Regions from separate parts of the Mus musculus genome. Here region 2 is linked to region 1. Evidence: chromatin loops called from intact Hi-C (ENCODE). Cell type or tissue: left cerebral cortex. All regions are shown on one strand.

The links. Hi-C counts contacts between places; a loop is a spot of excess contacts. Peaks named below come from ENCODE experiments on the same cell type or tissue, not always from the same donor. Only the 100,000 strongest peaks of a DNase experiment are listed, where the experiment ranks them.
Region 2: it touches region 1 in a loop (8-fold over the local background); 4 of 42 quality-filtered maps call a loop at or near these places.

The regions. Positions count from the first base shown.
Region 1 is chr1:90,591,164-90,596,163 of GRCm38, reverse strand. No RefSeq gene overlaps it. Among named protein-coding and RNA genes, the nearest start is that of Cops8, 9.8 kb to the left of the region's middle. In left cerebral cortex, a CTCF peak has its summit at 3,117 (motif pointing right); a DNase peak (open chromatin) is centred at 3,120.
Region 2 is chr1:89,660,198-89,665,197 of GRCm38, reverse strand. Agap1 (ArfGAP with GTPase domain, ankyrin repeat and PH domain 1) reads right to left here. Exons shown (of 18, transcript NM_178119.3): 7 at 1,410-1,537; 8 at 9-164. Among named protein-coding and RNA genes, the nearest start is that of 4933400F21Rik, 21 kb to the left of the region's middle. In left cerebral cortex, no CTCF peak of the experiment used is centred here; no DNase peak of the experiment used is centred here.

The DNA of each region.
Region 1 (5,000 bases):
TCCTGAGGCAAAAAGTTTCATGGAAACTGGTCTCCTGGAGGCCTTGGAATCCCGTAACAGATGTGTTTTAGATTTGTCCCTGTGATAGTCTGTGGAGGGTCTTGTGTGCTTTCCTTCAGTATTGTTTTATTATAGATGCCCCCAAGGAATGATTTGACTTATTCAGACAAAATGCCTACAGTGTTGAAAGAGAGATAGAAAAAGAAATCAGGCATTGCAGCTTACTGGATAAGAGTAGAAATCTCAGGGCAAGTTCTACAAAGTAAACTTAGAATTCTCATTACAGTCAGATATGGCAGACTACATTACATATTAGAAGAAAATTGGTGAGTTCCTCTGATAAATGGAGGTTCCCTATGGATACTTAAAATGATAGCCGAGTCACTCACATATGCAGGAATTTACAATGGTCTAGGAAGGAGGTGGATTGTGGTTTAAGGAGGAACTACAGTATTGCATTATTCATGAAAAGATTAGCAAGAGCGGAACCCCCTGGTACAAGTTTTCACAAGGCTCAGAGGAATAGCATAGTTAGGCGCTTACCAAGGGACCCCTGGTGGTGGGTTATACAATAAACTAGAATTGTGACTAGCATGAAAAATCCTCACCTGGCTCCTAGAATAGCTGACTTTAGATAGAACCACTTTTATCTCAGCTGTAACCACTGCCTGGTTCCTGCCAGTCTTTATACATGCACTTCTCTGTTTTGTGTCATTATGCATCAGACCTTGTACCTTGTACCTTGGCTGATGTATCACCTAATTTCCTTGTTTTCTTCTGTAAGTCTGATGCTTGCTTTGAGAAATTACATTCAGATCCAACACTCTCTTGTGTTTGTGTCTGTTTGTCACTCGCTGACTCCTTGCCCATCTGAGTACTGGGACCCTGATTTCTCCCCTGGGTTGAGGGACCAACTGAGTCCAGCTTGTGGCACCAACAGTGACACTCTTCCTCCAACAAGGCCATGTCTCCTAGTAGGTGCCACTCCCTGTGGGCCAAGCATTCAAACTCATAAGTGAATACCTATTCAAGCCATCACGGGCATCTAGTTGAGAAAAGAAGAATACCCAGTCTGTTTAAAGGTGCCAATCCCAATGATAGTACGGGAATCTATCCAAGGACAAGGCTAAAGACTTCCTGGCTGTTTGCTAACAGAATCTGGGAAGATGGTTGATTCATTGCAATTTCTGTTTCTAGTTGATTTTAATTCTGTAAACTTGTTTGCTGTGAGCTCTTAACAAACATGTACTTGGTAAATCTTGCTGACTTGCTGGCCAGATGTCCTCTTATTTGGTCCTTGACAATAGAGCCTTGCCTTTTCTCTTCCTGCCCTCTCTAGATGCATGCCTGTTAGCCTTTGGCTTGCACCAGCAGGATGTAATAAGGTTTTTAGCACCATCGAAATTCTGATTTAGAGGACACTTCACAAAAGGATGTGCAGAGTCCACTCTCTAGGTCCCAGTGAAGAGGATTTGACATGCTGTGTTCTTCTACCCTGGAGTCGTGCCTGGCTAGAGCTGTTGTTGTCACTGGTGTCTTCTGGGGGCTGGACAGGGAGCCTGGGCTGATGTAATACCAACCCTATTCTTTGATAGGAGTTAGCACACATTCTCTGTGGAGGAAAGCTCTGAATTGATTCCCTAGCTACTCAGGAAAGGAGGATGGGATTCATTAGTGATGTCAGCTGTGGCTGGTGTCTGAGGAAGGGGCAGGGTCCAGTCTCCCTGTTGGCTCCAGTAGTCCTTGCTCCCTACTTTACATGTGCCAACCTCCAGGATGCCCATGTCTGCCTGTGGGGCATATTCTCTGTCTTGCCTGGCTTCTCCATGGTTTTATGCAGATGCCTGTCTTCATTCATCCAAGCCTACAGAAGCACCCAGGATGCCTATCCATTCTTATAGCCGAGGGCTCTGGCAGCATAGCTATTGCTGTGGAATCTTCTCCCTCTGCATTTCCTCGAGTCCTAGTTTTTAGAAGGGGAGGGAGGTGGCACACATGCAGTTGTCTTGGGACCAATGAAGGCAAGTTCAGACTGGACCCTGCCCCTTCCTCAGACACCAGCCACAGCTGACATCACTAATGAATCCTATCCTCCTTTTCTGAGTAGCTAGGGAATCAATTCAGAGCTTTTCTCCTGTTAGCACACATTTTCTCAGAGAATGTGTGCTAACTCCTATCAAAGAATAGGGTTGGTATTGCAGTATAACCTGCCGCCATCTCTATGCCAGAGTGAAAGTTGTCACCAGACTTTTGTCCACAGATTTCTTGAGTTGTCACACTCTGAGTACTGGGTCAGGGTCTCAGTCTTCTGAAAGAATTTCCGGAGGTGAGTCGAGTTTGTTTGTGCCCTGTGAAAGTCCTCTTCTGTGCCCGTTTCTCTCCTGCTTTCTTCTTGCTCCACCCCAGTCCCCTTCCAGCACACTTCATGCCCGAGCCTTACTGTGTCACACAGATTCTCAAGCTAGATCTGTGGCAGCAGATAGAAATGAGTTGGCTCTGAGTGTCTCGCTGAAGCCTTCCATTACAGCCACCAGTCACCGTCTGTGGAGTGGGAGCCTCCTGTCAACTCTCTGCTTCCTCAGCGTCCAGCCCAGCTTCTTACAAATAGTATGCAATCAATAAACTCTCCCAAAGGGATAAGCTAAACTTTTCTAGAAACAAACTGGAATAAGAAGCTACAGTACAGAAGCCATTACAAAACTCAAAAGTCAGATTTCTAGAAATAAAACTTAAGTTTACTACATGGTCAGGAGAACTTTTTTCCCAGGCACTTGACACCAGTACACTTGAGAGCTCAGACCTGGGAATCCTGGTGTGACCACTTGAGTGGAGGAAAGTCCCTTACTCATCTCACCTCTAGAACTAACAGCTAACACGCCCTGGATGGCTGCCTTGAGGGCTTTGAGGTCACAAGTCCACATCCTTATTCACACAGGACTTAAGCCAAATCTTTTAAACCTCTGATAATGAGACGTAGGTCATATATCATATTAACTATTTTGGAAAGAACACAATTCTCCAGGAGTCATTTGCAGGTTTATCTCCTCTAAAGCAGAGAGAGGGGAACAGCCAAGCAGAAACCAAGCTTGGGTACCTCAGGTTGATCCCAGGCTGCCCAGCAGAGGGCGCTCTGCTACCACTGCCGACTTTAACTTAGTGTAGGACTGTTTCCTAGTCTCTAGGTTTTGTTTGTTTTGGTTGGGTTTGACTTGTTTTGGTTTTTGTTTTTTCTCAGCTCAGGATAGTCCATTCCTCGCAGTTACTTTTCAAATAGAAAATTGGAACACCGCTTTCGACAGACACGGACTTTTGTCTGTTTCAGGTTCCCTCTCTGTCCACCCCAATTCTGATGGCTCAAATGCAGTGCACACTGGGTGGAAGGCTAAGTGTGGGCACCAGGGAGCAAATGGAATTCCCAGGCAAGAGGGAAGGGGACGGAGCTTAGGAAACCTCACCTTGAGGGTGCCTCGGTCTCGGAGTTGGGGAGGCCACTTCCTAGTGATCAGAGGCCAGTTTCTGTCGCAAGGAGCTTACAGTTTAAGGCTGATGATCCCATCTGGGAGTAAATGGGGATACTGGGCTCTTTCCAGGCTGGCCATCTTTCACCCCAGCAAGACAGACAAGGTCTCCTCTCCACAAAAGGGAGGTGGCAAGCGCAGCAGTTCCTGGCTCACTGCCTCTCTGATTTGTAGTGGGGACAAAGTCAGGAGTGTCCAGAAGAATGAAGCCTGGGCATAGAGTTCTATTCATCCTGACTCTGACCTCTAAGATTCTGGTCCTTCTTGTATTCACAAAGGTAGAACTACCAGGACCCAAGTCACCCAAAGTGCCTTCAGGCTGTTTATTGCCAGCATGATCTTGTGAGTCTAAGGCTCTCAACATCTTGTGCTGTCTCTGCATCCGTTAGTCCAAGTCAGCAGTGTTGCTGTCGGTGGAACTGTCACATGAATGAGTTCCAGCAAGTAGGAGAACTCAGTGTCTCCAGCTGGGTGAGATAGAGGTGAGGCATAGTGAACTGCTCTGTGAAGCCTCTCTGAGTCTTACTATTTCATAATGGATGCTTGGAGAATTCGTTTTTCTTTCTTTTTTGTTTCTTTTATTTTTGTTTTGTTTGTGTTTTTGTTTTCATTTTTGTTGTGTTTTTTGTTTTTGTTTTGAGATTGAGGATGGGGGTTGGGGGCAGTCATTTTACATGGTAGCCCAGGCTGGCCTAGAACTTACTATATAGTCCAGGCTGGCCTTGAACACATAGCAACCCTTCTGCTTCCGGAGTGCTAGGACTGCAGGCATGGGCCATGATGCCTAGCTGCAAACATATATATTTACCTGACTAGAGAGATCACTGAACAGATTAAAGAGTCCAGAATGGACCCGGGTCCCTATGGAGAGTCAGAATGTAGTGGAAGTGACATTTCAAATGATGAAGCAGTGACCTCCAAGAAACAGCACTGGGCTGTTAAACGGCTCACAGCACACGCAGCAACACCCCAGCCAGTGGGAGAACTGGAGGTGTGCAGATACTAGGGGAAAACTGCACCCAGCACTTCTACAAGAGCCACATTCCATTGTGAGCCCAAATCCAGACATCAGGAAAGGAAAGGCTGATAAGGTTAGACTCACAAAGCCAGAACTGTGCACCATCTGAACTGTGGCCGGTTTCAAGATAAGTTGGTGAAACATGGTTGCGATGTGTGTCAGAGACAGAGCTGATTTCATTCGTGTTTCAATAATTCCTAAATGTGGAGTGGGTGACACTAACTGTCCTGTGTGTGTGTGCGTGCATGCCGTGTGTGTGTGAGTGTGAGCGCGCACGTGTGTGTTTGTAAGAAATGAGGGAGGACAAAAATAAAAACATAGGGATCTGAATCATCTACTGGGCTTCAGAAGGAGGCAGCCGAGCCAGCCAGGAGTCCTTCTCTAGAAGGTGGGAACTAGGGTAGAGCTCTGGTATAACCACACAGGCCTGGTCACACTGTGGACTCGGCAACTGGGCTCTGCAT
Region 2 (5,000 bases), 930 kb after region 1:
ACACTCACTGTGAATAGGTTGGACCTGCGCTTGGACTGCTTCCGGACAGGCGTTGGAGTGTTGGCAGTGGGAGGGACGTCGATCCGAAGCTCTTTCTGGCTGGTGCTTGGGGTCGAAGGAACAGAGGATGAGTAGTCACTTAAACTCCCACCTCCGTTACTTGTCTGTAAAAATTAAAAACAAAAGCAATGCACTGTCAATCAAACAGCATCAAAAACACCCATACAGGGTCACAGCAAGGAAAATGGAAAGTGACATGAAGAAGCTCTCTTATCATGAGACATGGTGTCAGCTCCTTTACCGGACCAGTTTTACTAGCACCGAGTACCGTTGGAAGCAAGAGTTACTTTGAGAAAAGGGAACTCAGGTCTCCATAACGGGGCTTGAAAATTTCTATTTCTTGAGAAAGGGCCTCGTTCTGTTGCCTAGGGTGACCTAAACTCACTATGTAGCCCACACTGGATTTGAACTTGAAGTAATCTTCCTGTCTCGGTCTCTAGACCACTGAGACTACAGGTCAGTACCAATGCAGTGAACTTTGGAGAAAAAAAAAAAGAAAACAAAACCTAGAAAAGAATCACAATATTTCTTTCTCTGAAAAACAAGGCACAGTTAAAAATGGCCTTGTGGTCACTTCACTGTTCCTCCTGGGATGAGGAGGAAAAGGGCTCTCAGAACAACAAGCAGCCACTCTTACATGAACCTCAGAAATCAGAGGACTGTCCTAACTGAAGACACCAATGGTGGAGGGGCTCAGGTGTATCCTGGCCCATCCTAGGGGGTAAATGCACAAGGGCAGCGGCTTTCCGGGCACACTGGGTGTCTGGAATGGGACACTCACTCAAGGACAACTGATCACAAAACAAGGACCAGCAATTCACCAGCTCCTTAATGAGGCTCTGGGTGGATTCCTGTGACAAGTACTTTGCTTCCAAATTAATAATTTAGTGAAGCATTGTTGGGGGATATTACCAGCTTCTACAGGACCTAAAGGAGATGGTGACTGTAGCTGACCACCAGGTCTACGCTTAAGTGTGTTCCTGAGCCGGTAAGATTTACTCACAACTGTTGCCGCCATAAACCTATCAAGAGCAGAGCCAGTGATTTCAATCAACAGCAAAGACAGCAGCACACACCTGGCACCACCCTGTGCCAGCATGCCTCATAACGCAGGCATTGTGCAGAGCGAGAGAACATTAAAGACTGACTCCCATAAAACCCACTTGGCCACAGTAGCTTCTGAAGGAAATGGGAAGTCAATTACAGACATGCTGTTATTTACAAAGTTAAAAAAGAAAAAAAAAGAAAAAAGAGATGGATGACAGCTTTGGCACGGCTGTGCACCCTCCCTGCCCCAAGTCCTCCTTGGCGCCCGCTCACTGCCTCACCTCCCGCATCACCTCCAGTACCTGGCTGATGTGTACCGCGGACACTTGGGCAGAACACACAGACGAGTGGCTTGGAGAGTTGGGTAAGGACTTGCAGGGGCCTATGGATAGCTGCTGCTTCTTCCTTGTGGCAACGATCTTCTGGGCAACTAGTAGACACAGAGACAGGAGACATCAAGGTGAGGCTGCCGGCCGTGTATGAGATGAACAACAGGGACCTCTGATGATCCCTGGATCCTGCCATTTCATCATCTACCAGTTTCATCTGGACACCTGACTAGCAGGATAAATATGACATTTCCCAGGGTGATCATGGCCCACAAACAAGCCCTGGCCAATTGAACCAGAGCACAAGCAAGCCCTAGCCAATCAGGCCAGAGCACAAGCAAGCCTTAGCCAATCAGACCAGAGCACAAGCAAGCCCTAGCCAAATGAACCAGGACACAAGCAAGCCCTGGCCAATGGGATGAGAATTGGAAGCTCGTTTGGCTCTCAGGACCTGTTCTCAGGTGAGAGCTTCTCTTTGTCTCTTTCTTCTTTGTCTTTTTGCTTGTTCTCTTTGAAATGGACAGGTGAGGCTCTGGTGCCAGCAGCCACCAGGACCATTAGGTGTCTTAAGAAAGAAAACCACACCAGTAAGATAGGGTGTAAAACAGACCAGTCCTGACTCCTGGGAGGGCCTCAGCCTGCCTACTTGGACCACACCTCAGGGGACACAAATGTGTAGCAAGAGGTACACGGCCACCACGGATTATCCTCATCACGGAACAGTATGCAGTTATTTGATGTAAGAGTAATCCCCAAAAAGGAAAATCAAACAGAAACCCTTTGAAAGTTTCTGGAAAGAATGACCTGTAACACACTTGTAGAATTATATACTCAAACCAGAGTAATTTCATCAAGGACTCTTTATCCTTTCTTTTTAATTCTAACATACTACCACAGACACTAGAAGTTTATCTTAATCAATACAAATATAAATCCAACCAGCCATAACTTCTCTCAGCAAATAGGCTTGCTGATAAAGCATATTGAATTTAACTGCAAGGAACATCAACGATTAGAAAGCCATTCTCACACCAATAGGTGTCACAGCTCCAGTAGCAACCATGTGGAGGCATTTCTCTGGGGAGGAACTGGGGTCAAGCCTGGAGCTTCCCAGCCCTCGCTCTGCACACACTGCTACAGCTTCAGAGGCACTCTGTCCCTCTAGGACTCATGGTTACAACAAACAGACCACGCGGTGTTCACAGACAATTTCACTTCCAGATGAACACAACTTTAAGCAGAAACTGGTGTGTCCACAGCTCATGGCTTCTATGCAAAGGAATGATAGTGTTAAATGTGACTATGTGGAAATTCAATCTATAAAAAATGGTTCCCAGAGACGAAGCAGCCGCTTCATCAGTCATGGCCCACCTCCAAAAGGCTTCTCATCATCCTGAAAGGATGATATCAATTAATTTATCTTCCCGCCACGTATTGATCATAACCTTCATCAGCTAATCATGTTTAAATTACAGAGGAATTTCGTGGCACTCCGTCATTTCAAAGCCATTGGTGTATTGATCAGGTACCGTTGAAAATGTGTATTAGACAATCTTAAGAAAAATCATTACGTGCACTCGAAAAGAAAAACCTAAGGTCAGTGTCCAAGAACTGCACGCTGTCACATGGAGGTCCTGCAATTTCAACCCCCAAATTAACCCCAACTCTCAAGTGTCCGGTGCTGTGGTCTGGATGTAAACGGCCCTTTCTTGCTCTGATGTTGGAAACTTGATACCCAGCTGGTACTGCTGTTCAGGGAGGTTCGTGAAGAGTTACAAGGTGGAGCCCTGTTGAAGGATATGGATTTTTTTTAGCCTGGTCCCACTTCCTGCTCTCTGTCTTCCTGCAGATGGAACGTGATCAGCCAGCTTCCTGACCGCCAGTCCATCTTCATCTTCTTGCTGCTATGCCTTCCCTGCCATGATGGGCCCTATCCCCTCTGGAACTGTCAGTCAAGATAAACCCCCTCTCCCCCATTTCTCTTTTAGTCAGGCCCTCTGTCACAGCAACAGGAAAGTAACGAATGCACCGGGCGACTAATCATTTGCAAAAGGAGGTTCAGATAACCAACGTTTTGGTTTACTCTCAGCCCGAGATCCACCAACCTGGACCCACGATGAACTTAACCACGGACCTTAGAGGAGAGGCACAAAACAGCTCAATTGTGCACTCTCGACACCTGCGGTGAAGGTCTTCCACGAGGAGGGAAGGTTTAGGAAACTGAGACAAGTATGTCATGGAAACTCATTGTGTGAAACTTCGAATGCAAATCCCTGCCATCCTTCTTAGAAGGCACTGGGAAAATATTCAAGAATAAAGAACACAGCTCAAAGCGAGGCCACAATGGGCGGCATGAAGTGTGGCTGCACACTACAGGTAAAAGCCTCTGCCCCCATGGTGTCTGTCCCTCCAACCTTAATCATCAAAACATAGACTCATAGCATCAAACAGTTGGCAGCAGTTATTTTTACTAATTTTATTTCCTGTTTGACCTACATCCTCATCACTATTATTCTTTAGACCTTCTAACTTACACCAATAAAGGAAAGAAAATGATTTTTAAATTTTTTGTTCTATGATATTGTGAGTGCTTTGTAAAGATAAAACATAAGAGGGCACATCTACTGAATGCCAGACAAGAGGATTCTGGGTAAGGCTGAATCAAATGAGAAAAGGGGAAGATGAAGAAGGGCTGTCCCTGTGTTGTAAGACACCTTGACACCCTTTTTGTCTAAGGGAAAAATGAATATTAACTATGTAGTAACTTCCTGCTAGCAGCCACATATCCACTGATGGCGGCTGCTGCTTCCTGCAGTGTGCACCAAGGAGGAAACAGCTCGCCTGGTGCCTCAGATGAAGCTTTTCCTTAAGTACCGAGAATACTCCATGCAGGAACCATGCAGACGGTTACAGGACCATGACCACCATCAAGGGACTATGTGGGAAACTGAGCAAGTCTGATCCCATCAGGTGACTGCTTGGTCCCTCCCCAATTACCAGTCTACAGCAGGGGCCACAGGGACCAAAGGCAGGCCCTGCCCCCGTGAAAATATTAATTATTGCTGCTACTTGGAATAAAATGCTGTTAGGTTTACAACAATCAGATATAACCCTAGACACCGCTGGCTGGGTGATCTAATTCTCTTTGATTTTGCTAGCACCTTGGCCATTCAACAAACACGGTTACATATCTTACATCATCAGTACACGCATGTAAACGTCTCATGTTTTGTACCAAGTACACAAACACCCAAGCCCAAAATGAACTTCTTTTTTAAATTATTGTTGAGATTTATTATTCATGCTTGGTGGGATTCTACCATGATGGGCTATGCTCCATCTCAAAGTGTCACCTAGGACAAGATGACCATTGCCCTTTACCACAGAATCCCAACACTTCCTCCTTGGGGTACTTGGGGTTCTTTAAAGTTGCTTCCTCTACAATGTAACTTTCTGCCTGGACTTGAACAGGGGTCAAAAGCTTTCTGCCTGGACTTGAATGGGGCGGGGGGTACAATATCCTAATCTGGGTTAATATAATCCTTAAACTGAAACCTATATCCA